Regions from separate parts of the Homo sapiens genome. Here region 1 is linked to region 2. The links are chromatin loops, found by intact Hi-C in ENCODE. Cell type or tissue: mammary epithelial cell. All regions are shown on one strand. Each heading gives the region's core, and the rest is flanking DNA. Links, peaks and the distances in the headings are about the cores only.

The links. Peaks named below come from ENCODE experiments on the same cell type or tissue, not always from the same donor. Only the 100,000 strongest peaks of a DNase experiment are listed, where the experiment ranks them.
Region 1: it touches region 2 in a loop (7-fold over the local background); 1 of 110 quality-filtered maps calls a loop at or near these places.

Annotation. Positions count from the first base shown.
Region 1 is chr1:45,228,412-45,233,187 of GRCh38, forward strand. No RefSeq gene overlaps it. Among named protein-coding and RNA genes, the nearest start is that of ZSWIM5, 24 kb to the left of the region's middle. In mammary epithelial cell, for the core only: a CTCF peak has its summit at 2,336 (motif pointing left); no DNase peak of the experiment used is centred there.
Region 2 is chr1:44,791,673-44,796,448 of GRCh38, forward strand. It overlaps a transcript of BEST4 not described here. Among named protein-coding and RNA genes, the nearest start is that of BEST4, 5.9 kb to the left of the region's middle. RefSeq lists enhancers at 1-690, 1,383-2,072. In mammary epithelial cell, for the core only: a CTCF peak has its summit at 2,178; a DNase peak (open chromatin) is centred at 2,129; H3K27ac peaks cover 896 bases.

The DNA.
Region 1 (4,776 bases), core at 386-4,385, 440 kb after region 2:
ACCGTATATCTGATATGGTTTGAATTTGTGTTGCTGCCCAAATCTCATGTCAAATTGTAATCCCCAATGCTGAAGGAGGGGCCTGGTGGGAGGTGAACTGGATCATGGAGGCAGATTTCCCCCTTGCTGTTCTCATGATATTGAGTGAATTCTCACGAGATCTGGTTGTTTAAAAGTGTGTAGCACCTCCCCATTCTCTCTATTCCTCCTGCTCTGGCCATGTAAGATGTTCCTGTTTCCCCTTCCATCATGATTGAAAGTTTCCTGAGGCCTCCCCAGCCATGCTTCCTGTATAGCCTGCAGAACTGTAAGCCAATTAAACCTCTTCTCTTTATTAATTACCCAGTTTCAGGGATTTCTTTATAGCAGTGCAAGAAAGGACTAACACAATATCTGACTCCCTAGAGCAGACTGAGATTGGATCCTACTTATGATTCCAGTGGCAACCAAAGGTGATTGTAGTGATTCTTGAGGAGGATGCATATCCCTTTGCAAAACTATCCCAGTTAGGTTGTTACCAGTTTTCAACCAAAGCAAGGCTAGTGTACGCAAACACAGGAAGACAAGCTACTTTCTTTGGCAAGGGAGATTCATGGTGTCTTGGTTTGAGACAAAATTTTGTTTTGTATTTTTTTATAAAAACCCAGGGCTGAAATGGTTATTTGTTGGAGGCAGACACCCAGCCTTCTTTTATTTTGTTGTTCAGGGATACCCTACATGCAGTTTGCATCTTGTCCAAGATGCACCCTCCATTAAGTCTGGTAAGAGGGGCAATTATTGTGTAGATCATGCCCCTTCCTTTAAAGCTACCACTCTGAAGACACACATGTCACTTTCACCCACATCCTGCTGGCCAGAACTTAATCATACAGTCGCAACTATCTAAAAGAAGGACAAAAACAAAAGAATAAAGAAAAATTTTGTCTTTGTTCTGAGTACCCATGTGCCCAGTACAGATTTGGGGATTCTAATACCAAAGGAAGATAGAAAGAATAAATCCTGGGACTGAAAAATCAGCAGCTTCTGCCACAAGTGTTAGGTTATAAAAGAAAATCACATCAAATACATTTTGGAAATTCTGTGTTAAACGAATGAGACCTCATTTTTTCTTGACAGCAGAATACATGGTTATGTCCATTGTGAGTCACCAAGACTTCTTTGGCCATGAAAGTTTTTTAAAGACTACTTCAAAGGACTAGTGTCTCACAAAATACATTTTGCCAAATACTAGACGTAGCAATAAACATGAATGATTTTGAAAAAGATATACAAGAAAATCTCAAGAAAAGGCACAAGATTCATCTATTAATAATTTTGAAGGTAAATTATTTCAAGCCATAAATAAACATATAATTTCAATATTCCTTAAAATTTTCCAGACCAAGAAAAAGGAGAAAATGTTCATGATTTCTTTCACAATGCTACTATAACCCCAATTCAAAGGCCTCACAAGTACAGCACACAAAAACAGTTACAGAAAAATCTCACTTGACCAAAATTCATAAATAAAACTTTAGCACACTGATTCAGCAGAATATTAAAGAGTTATCCACCACAACTATATAAGATTTGTTCCAGGAACGTAAGAATGGTTCACTGTTAGGAAATCTATTAATACAACTTAACACATAAATTTTCAAAGAAGAAAAATTATGTGAGCACCTTAAAAGGTGCCAAAAGGTTGAACACGATCTTAAAAAAATGTTGCCAAAGGCATTTAATAATGTATAGCATATATTCCTTATGATTTAAAGATGTTTTAGTAAAATAGGAAAGAAGGAAGAATACCGCTCTAACATTAAAAAAAACTATATCAACCACCAACAAATGTTGTATATTAATGTTGACACTCCAGAGATGTTCCTACAAAACTCAAAAACAAAGATTATCTGCTAACAACCCTATATTTTAACAATAGTTAACCTATTGTACTAGCAAAAGAAACAGATCCTTAACACTGAATATGGGTGAGAATATGGGGAAATAGAAACTTTCACCCACCTTTCTGGAGGCCAAGTTGAGAACCTGTATCAAAAAGTTAAGAATTATTCATATATCTTCAACTCAGCAATTTTCAGCTGTAGATATATATTGCGAAGGAATAATCAGACAAGTTCACCTGTGTACAGCAACATGTATTGTAGTACTGGTAGGTATGGGAAAAATCCAAATAAGCTATCTTAGAGGATTAGTTGAGGCATAGTTGTATTTGGTCAGGGCTTCATTGCCTTAACTTTGCCCACTCCTCTACCAGAGGAGGAGGGAGGTTTGTAGGAGGTTTACCACTGCTCAGAAAGTTCTTCCCTGATCCTTCCTTCTGGGGTGCTGCTGCCACCTGGAGCAGGTAGGTAGGAAGCAGCCTCTTACTGTCTCACTATCACCAACACATACCACCTACTCTTGCCAGTTGCCCCGAGTGTAACCTGAGTGTTAGATCACACTTTCCTAAGTCAATGTGAATTTTTTAAATGCAGAAAACATACCAAGACATAGAGTTTTTTGACAAGATGAAACCTAGTAAGCTTTTATTTATCTTAGTTACCCCATTTAGAAAGAATACAGATTGAGGAGTAATGAAGCCTAAAATTTTGGAGAGAGGGGTTTTAAGAAGAGACAACTCTTGGCCAGGCGCAGTGGCTTATGCCTGTAATCCTAGCACTTTGGGAGGCCGAGGCGGGCGGATCACCTGAGGTCGGGAGTTCAAGACCAGCCTGACCAACATGGAGAAAGCCTGTCTCTACTAAAAATACAAAGTTAGCTGGGCATGGTGGTACATGCCTGTAATCCCAACTACTCGGGAGGCTGAGGCAGGAGAATTGCTTGAACCTTGGAGGCGGAGGTTGCAGTGAGCCAAGATCGTGCCACTGCACTCTGCACTCCAGCCTGGGCAATAAAGCGAGACCCTGTCTCAAAAAAAAAAAGAAAAGACAGTTCTTAAGATCATTGGCAATGATCCTTGATGATAAATAGTGGGTGCCTTAGGTCGAAATAGCATGGTGAAACAGTGCTATTTGGCAGCATGGGAAAAGCAGCATTACAAACATAATTGAGGCTGGGCATGGTGGCTCACGTCTGTAATCCTAGCACTTTGGGAGGCCAAGGCCGGGGGATCACTTGAGGTCAGGAGTTTGAGACCAGCCTGGCCAACATGTGAAACCCCGTCTCTGCTAAAACTACAAAAATTAGCCGGGTGTCGTGGCGCATGTCTGTAATCCCAGCTACTTGGGAGGCTGAGGCAGGAGAATTGCTTGAACCCAGGAGGCGGATGTTGCAGTAGGCTGAGGTCATGCCACTGCACTCCCGCCTGGGCGACAGACCAAGACTCCAACTCAAACAAACAAAACCCATAATTGAGTCACATAAATCATGTGAAATTTCTAGGAATGATCATATATTTACTGGAAGCTTCTTCTTCTTGGGCTGAAATGAGAAGTCTGAAGAAGAAAAAATAGACAAGTAACATAGTCATCAGAGAATATATAAAATTTTGAGGGAGAATGAAAAGCGCATCTGTGAATTGAATATGTTCATAACTTCTTTTGATTACACTAAAACATTACATCTAGTGTCATGCTCTCTAATTTGTACATTAGATGACACATCTTTTCTGGGCCTCTAAACCATATTGTTCAGTCTCCCACATCCATCCACAGGTAAATTATGAACCAGCTATTCTTCTTAAGTTCAAACCATAACTCTCTCATTTTGACCAAATAAATATCATTTCAACACCTTATTCATATGGTGAGTGGAGTCCTGACCATGAGGACATCGGGACTCCTCACTAGAAAATATGCCTAGCCAGCTAATTATTAGATTGGAGCAAAAGTAATTGCGGTTTTTCATTAAAAGTAATGGCAAAAACTGCAATTACTTTTGCACCAAACTAATACTTTGTATTTATATTAAATTCACTTGTTTTTTATGCCACAAGTTCTATGGGAATCAGTATTTTTAAATATAGAAAATTTGTTGGTTGATGGCATATTCAGACGTAGAAAAAAAAATCACAATCTCTTTTCTCCCAGGAACAAAAGCTAAGAGCAGGTAAGAACCCAGAAAGTTACTCATCAGTGCAGAAGAATAGGCTTAGGGTCTTTCCTTTGCTGCCAGAGTAGTGCTGATTTCAGCATAAAGACATCCTTCAGTTGAGAGGCCTTGCCACTCATCAGTGATGTTCACTTTGGTTAATTAGAAATACTAAACTAACATGGGAATAATTCTGCTAGCCTAAAAGTGCATGAATAAATTATATAAAAGCCACAAGTAAACAGAACATTCACATTAGCTTTTCTTTCTTTCTTTTTTTTAGTCTCGCTCTGTCGCCCAGGCTGGAGTGCAATGGTGCGATCTTGGCTCACTGCAACCTCCGCCTCCTGGATTCAAGTGATTCTCCTGCCTCAGCCTCCTGAGTAGCTGGGATTACAGGCGCCCGCCACTGTGCCCGACTAGTTTTTTGTATTTTTAGTAGAAACAGGGTTTCACTATGTTGGTCAGGCTGGTCTCAAACTCCTGACCTTATGATCTGCCCGCCTCAGTCTCCCAAAGTGTTGGGATTACAGGCGTGAGCCACTGGGCCCGGCCCACATTAGCTTTTCATAATGGTTCCCATCTCAACTTCACAGACTTGAAAAGGCTCCAAAGTTCAATGTGATGGAAAGTCAGAATAAGACTCAACTGGGCCCATTCACACTTCAGATACATAACTAGCTCTTGTGCAACAGACAGCATGCTGCAGGGGTAAGGAATCAGTTTCCCTGAAATGTATTTTTGCCA
Region 2 (4,776 bases), core at 400-4,399:
TTGACCAGTCCCTTTGTTTATGGTGCAGGAGAGGGAACCACTCAGCCCATAAATCACCTGCCCCACCTTTCCTTATCCTCCAGCTCTCCTCTCCCTCCCTATTGGTCCTGCCCACCCATTCCCCTGTCCCCTCCTCACAGCTGAGAAGTGGTTATATGGCTTGGCAGTGAAATGGATTCCGGAGCCACACTGCCCAGGTTCCCAAGTCCATGCTTCACCATGGTCACCAAAGTCACCAAGCTTTGTGACTTTGGGAAAGCCATTGAACCTTTTAAATTCCCCATGAGAGGCCGGGTGCGGTAGCTCACGCCTGTAATCCCAGCACTTTGGGAGGCCGAGGCAGGCGGATCACCTGAGGTCGGGAGTTCGAGATCAGCCTGACAAACATGGAGAAACCCCATCTCTACTAAAAATACAAAATTAGCTGAGCATGGTGGCACATGCCTGTAATCCCAGCTACTCCGGAGGCTGAGACAGAAGAATCGCTTGAACCTGGGAGGTGGAGATTGCGGTGAGCCGAGATCATGCCATTGCACTTGAGGTCAGGAGTTCGAGACCAGCCTGACCAACATGGCAAAATCCTGTCACTACTAAAAATACAAAAATTAGCCGGGCTTGGTGGCAGGAGCCAGTAATCCCAGCTACTCAGAAGGTTGAGGTGGGAGAATCGCTTGAACCTGGGAGGTGGAGGTTACAGTGAGCCCCAATCATGCCATTGCACTCCAGCCTGGGCAACAGAGCAAGACTCCATCTCAAAAAAAAAAAAAAAAAAATTCCCCATGGGAACACGGGGATGATAATGCCTATCACATGGAGTCGTTGCGCATATTAGGTGAGTTAATAGTATAAAGTGCTCACAATAGCACCAGGTGAGTGGGAAGTGCTACCGTGGCTATCAGCACATCTCTTATTTCAGGTTGGCTTTATCCCTTCCACCTCTGCACCCACCAAGGACACCTGCCATCTCCTTATTGCTGAAGCCAATAGCCCTTCCCAAGTCCTAACCTTACCTGGCATCTCTTGTTCTTGACCCTCCTCCGTTGGCCTCTGTGACCTGACACTCAAGAGATTCTGGCCCAAGCACGGTGTCCAGGAATTCGAGACCAGCCTGGACAACATGGCAAAACCCCATCTCTACAAAAAATACAAAAAACTAGCCGGGTGTGGTGGCGCATGCCTCTAGTCCCAGCTACTTGGAGGCTGAGGTTGGAGGATCGCTTGAGCCAGGAAGTCGAGGCTGTAGTGAGCTGTGATTGCACCACCTGCACTCCAGCCTGGGTGACAGAGCAAGACGCCATCTAAACAAACAAACAAACAAACAAACAAACAACAACAAAAGACAGAAGAGGAAGACAAGATAATAAGCTCACAGCCCCAGCCTGGGTGTGGGCCCACCCAGCCAGTTGAGGAAGCCACAAGACAACAGCAAGAAAGGCCAGATGGGATTTCATTTTGTGCCTGAGTAGTGGCCCCTGGCTAGGGTCCTGTGTGGCAGAGATTAGAGAGGTAACATGGCCATGGATCAGACAGCCTGAGCTCAACCTTAAATCCCAGCCTGGGAAGAGAAGGGAACCCAGTCTTAGGCTCAGCACCTACGTGCTTGGCAGGAGCTCCTCAGCTTTGCGGAGGAGGCTCTAGGGAACCAGGCCAGGAGGGCAAATCAGCTTTCTCTTGCAAGGAGCCTGTCCTGGCCCCTCCTTCCCACTAACTTTCCAGACCCACTCCCTGGCTATATTGTCAGACTTCACCTGAACTCACCAAATTCAAAACTTAGGTCAGCTTGGGAACTTGGCAAATTGGGGAAGGGGCAAGTAGACCTTCACTCCTCCACACACATTGCAAAGCCTTTGGAGTTCTGGCCCCTGGACTGTTCCAGTCACCCTTCCCCTTTCCTCCAGCTACTCTGAACTTTCAGCTTTTTCAAGGACCAACAGCTCTCACTCCATGCCTTAAGGAGCACAGGGTTCCTCTTATGGAATACTTTCTCCTCCTGTCCATTACTGTTCCTGGCTAACTCCTCCTCAGCTCTCAGGTTTCAACTTAGAAATCTCAGCCTACGTACATTCCCCAAACTGGGTGTGATCCCACCTCTGGGCTCCCATAGGCCACCTCTATACCCTGTCTGTCTTCACCACTTAGCACTAATTACAGTCCAGTGTCCTTGTCCTACCGACAGGTCACGCCAGGGTGCAGCACAGGACCTGACACATAGAGGCTGCTCAAGAAAACGTTTGTTGAAAAAATGAACAACTGGCCTGGCTCAGTGGCTCATGCCTGTAATCCCAGCACATTGGGAAGCCGAGGCAGGCGGATCCCTTGAGGTCAGTAGTTTAAGACCAGCCTGACCAACATGGTGAAACCCATCTCTACTAAAAATACAAAAATTAGCCAGGCGTGGTGGCGGGGGCCTGTAACCCCAGCTACTCAGGAGGCTGAGGCACAAGAATCTCTTGAACCCGGGAGGCGGAGGTTGCAGTGAGCTGAGATTGTGTCACTGCACTCCAGCCTGGGCAACAGTGCCAGACTCTGCCTTAAAAAAAAAAAAAAAAAAAAAAAGGCCGGGCGCGGTGGCTGACGCCTGTAATCCCAGCACTTTGGGAGGCCGAGGCGGGTGGATCATGAGGTCAGGAGATCGAGACCACAGTGAAACCCCGTCTCAACTAAAAATACAAAAAATTAGCCGGGCGCGGTGGTGGGCGCTTGTAGTCCCAGCTACTCAGGAGGCTGAGGCAGGAGAATGGCGTGAACCTGGGAGGCGGAGCTTGCAGTGAGCCGAGATGGCACCACTGCACTCCAGCCTGGGCGAAAGAGTGAGACTCCGTCTCAAAAAAAAAAAAAAATTAGCTGGGTATGGTGGTGCGTGCCTGTAATCCCAGCTACTCGGGAGGCTGAGGCAGGAGAATCCCTTGAACCTGGGAGGCGGAGGTTGCAGTGATCTGCCATCCTGTCACTGCATCACTACACTCCAGCCTGGGTGACAGAGCGAGACTCTGTCTCAAAAAAAAAAAAAAAAAAAAAAGCTGGGTGTGGTGGTATGCACCAGCTGTAGTCCCAGCTACTTGGGAGGCTGAGTTGGGGGGATTGCCTGAGCCAGGGAGGTCGAGGCTTCAGGGAGCCATGATTATGCCACTGCACTCCAGCCTGGGCCACAGAGTGAAACCTTCTGTCAAAAACAAAAAAACAAAAAAACACAGTGTGTTAGATCTTGCTAGACTTGGTGATATAATTAAGAGGCCATTATGGGCAGAACTGTGCCCCCTTCCAAAATTCATATATAAATATATATAAATATATATAAATATATAAATATATATAAATATATAAATATATATAAATATATAAATATATATAAATATATAAATATATATAAATATATATAAATATATAAAAATATATAAATATATATAAATATATATAAATATATAAAAACATAAAAATATATATAAATATATATAAATATATAAAAATATATAAATATATAAATATATAAAAATATACAAATATATAAATATATACATAAATATATATAAATATATATAAATATATAAAAATATATATAAATATATAAATATATATAAATATATATAAATATATATAAATATATAAAAATATATATAAATATATAAATATATAAAAATATATATAAATATATAAATATATAAATATATATAAATATATAAATATATAAATAAATATAAGTATTTATGAATATATATGAATATATAAATATATAAAAAATATATATAAATATATAAATATATATAAATATATAAATATATACATATATACATATATAAATAAATAAATATAAGTATTTATGAATATATATGAATATATAAATATATAAAAAATATATATAAATATATAAATATATATAAATATAAATATATAAAAATATATAAAAATATATATAAATATATAAATATATATAAATATATAAATATATATAAATATATATAAATATATAAATATATATAAATATATATAAATATATAAATATATAAATATATATAAATATATATAAATATATAAATATATAAATATAAATATATAAATATATATAAATATATATAAATATATAAATATATATAAATATATATAAATATATATAAATATATATAAATATATAAATATATATAAATATATATATAAATATATATAAATATATAAATATATAAATATATAAAAATATATAACAATATATAAATATATATAAAAATATATAACAATATATAAATATAAATATATATAAAAATATATAACAATATATAAATATAAATATATATAAATATATAAATATAAATATAAAAAATATATATAAATATATAAATATATATAAATATATAAATGTATAAATATATATAAAAATATATAACAATATATAAATATATAAATATATAACAATATATAAATATATAAAAATATATAACAATATATAAATATAAATATATATAAAAATATATAACAATATATAAATATAAATATATATATAAATATATAAATATAAATATAAAAAATATATATAAATATATAAATATATATATAAATATATATAAATATATAAATGTATAAATATATATAAATATATAAATATATAAAAATATATAAATATATATAAATATATATAAATATATAAATATAAATATATAAATATATATAAATATATAAATATAAATATATAAACATATATAAATATATATAAATAAACATATATAAAGATATATAAAGATATAAAGATATATAAATATATAAATATATAAAGATATATAAATATAT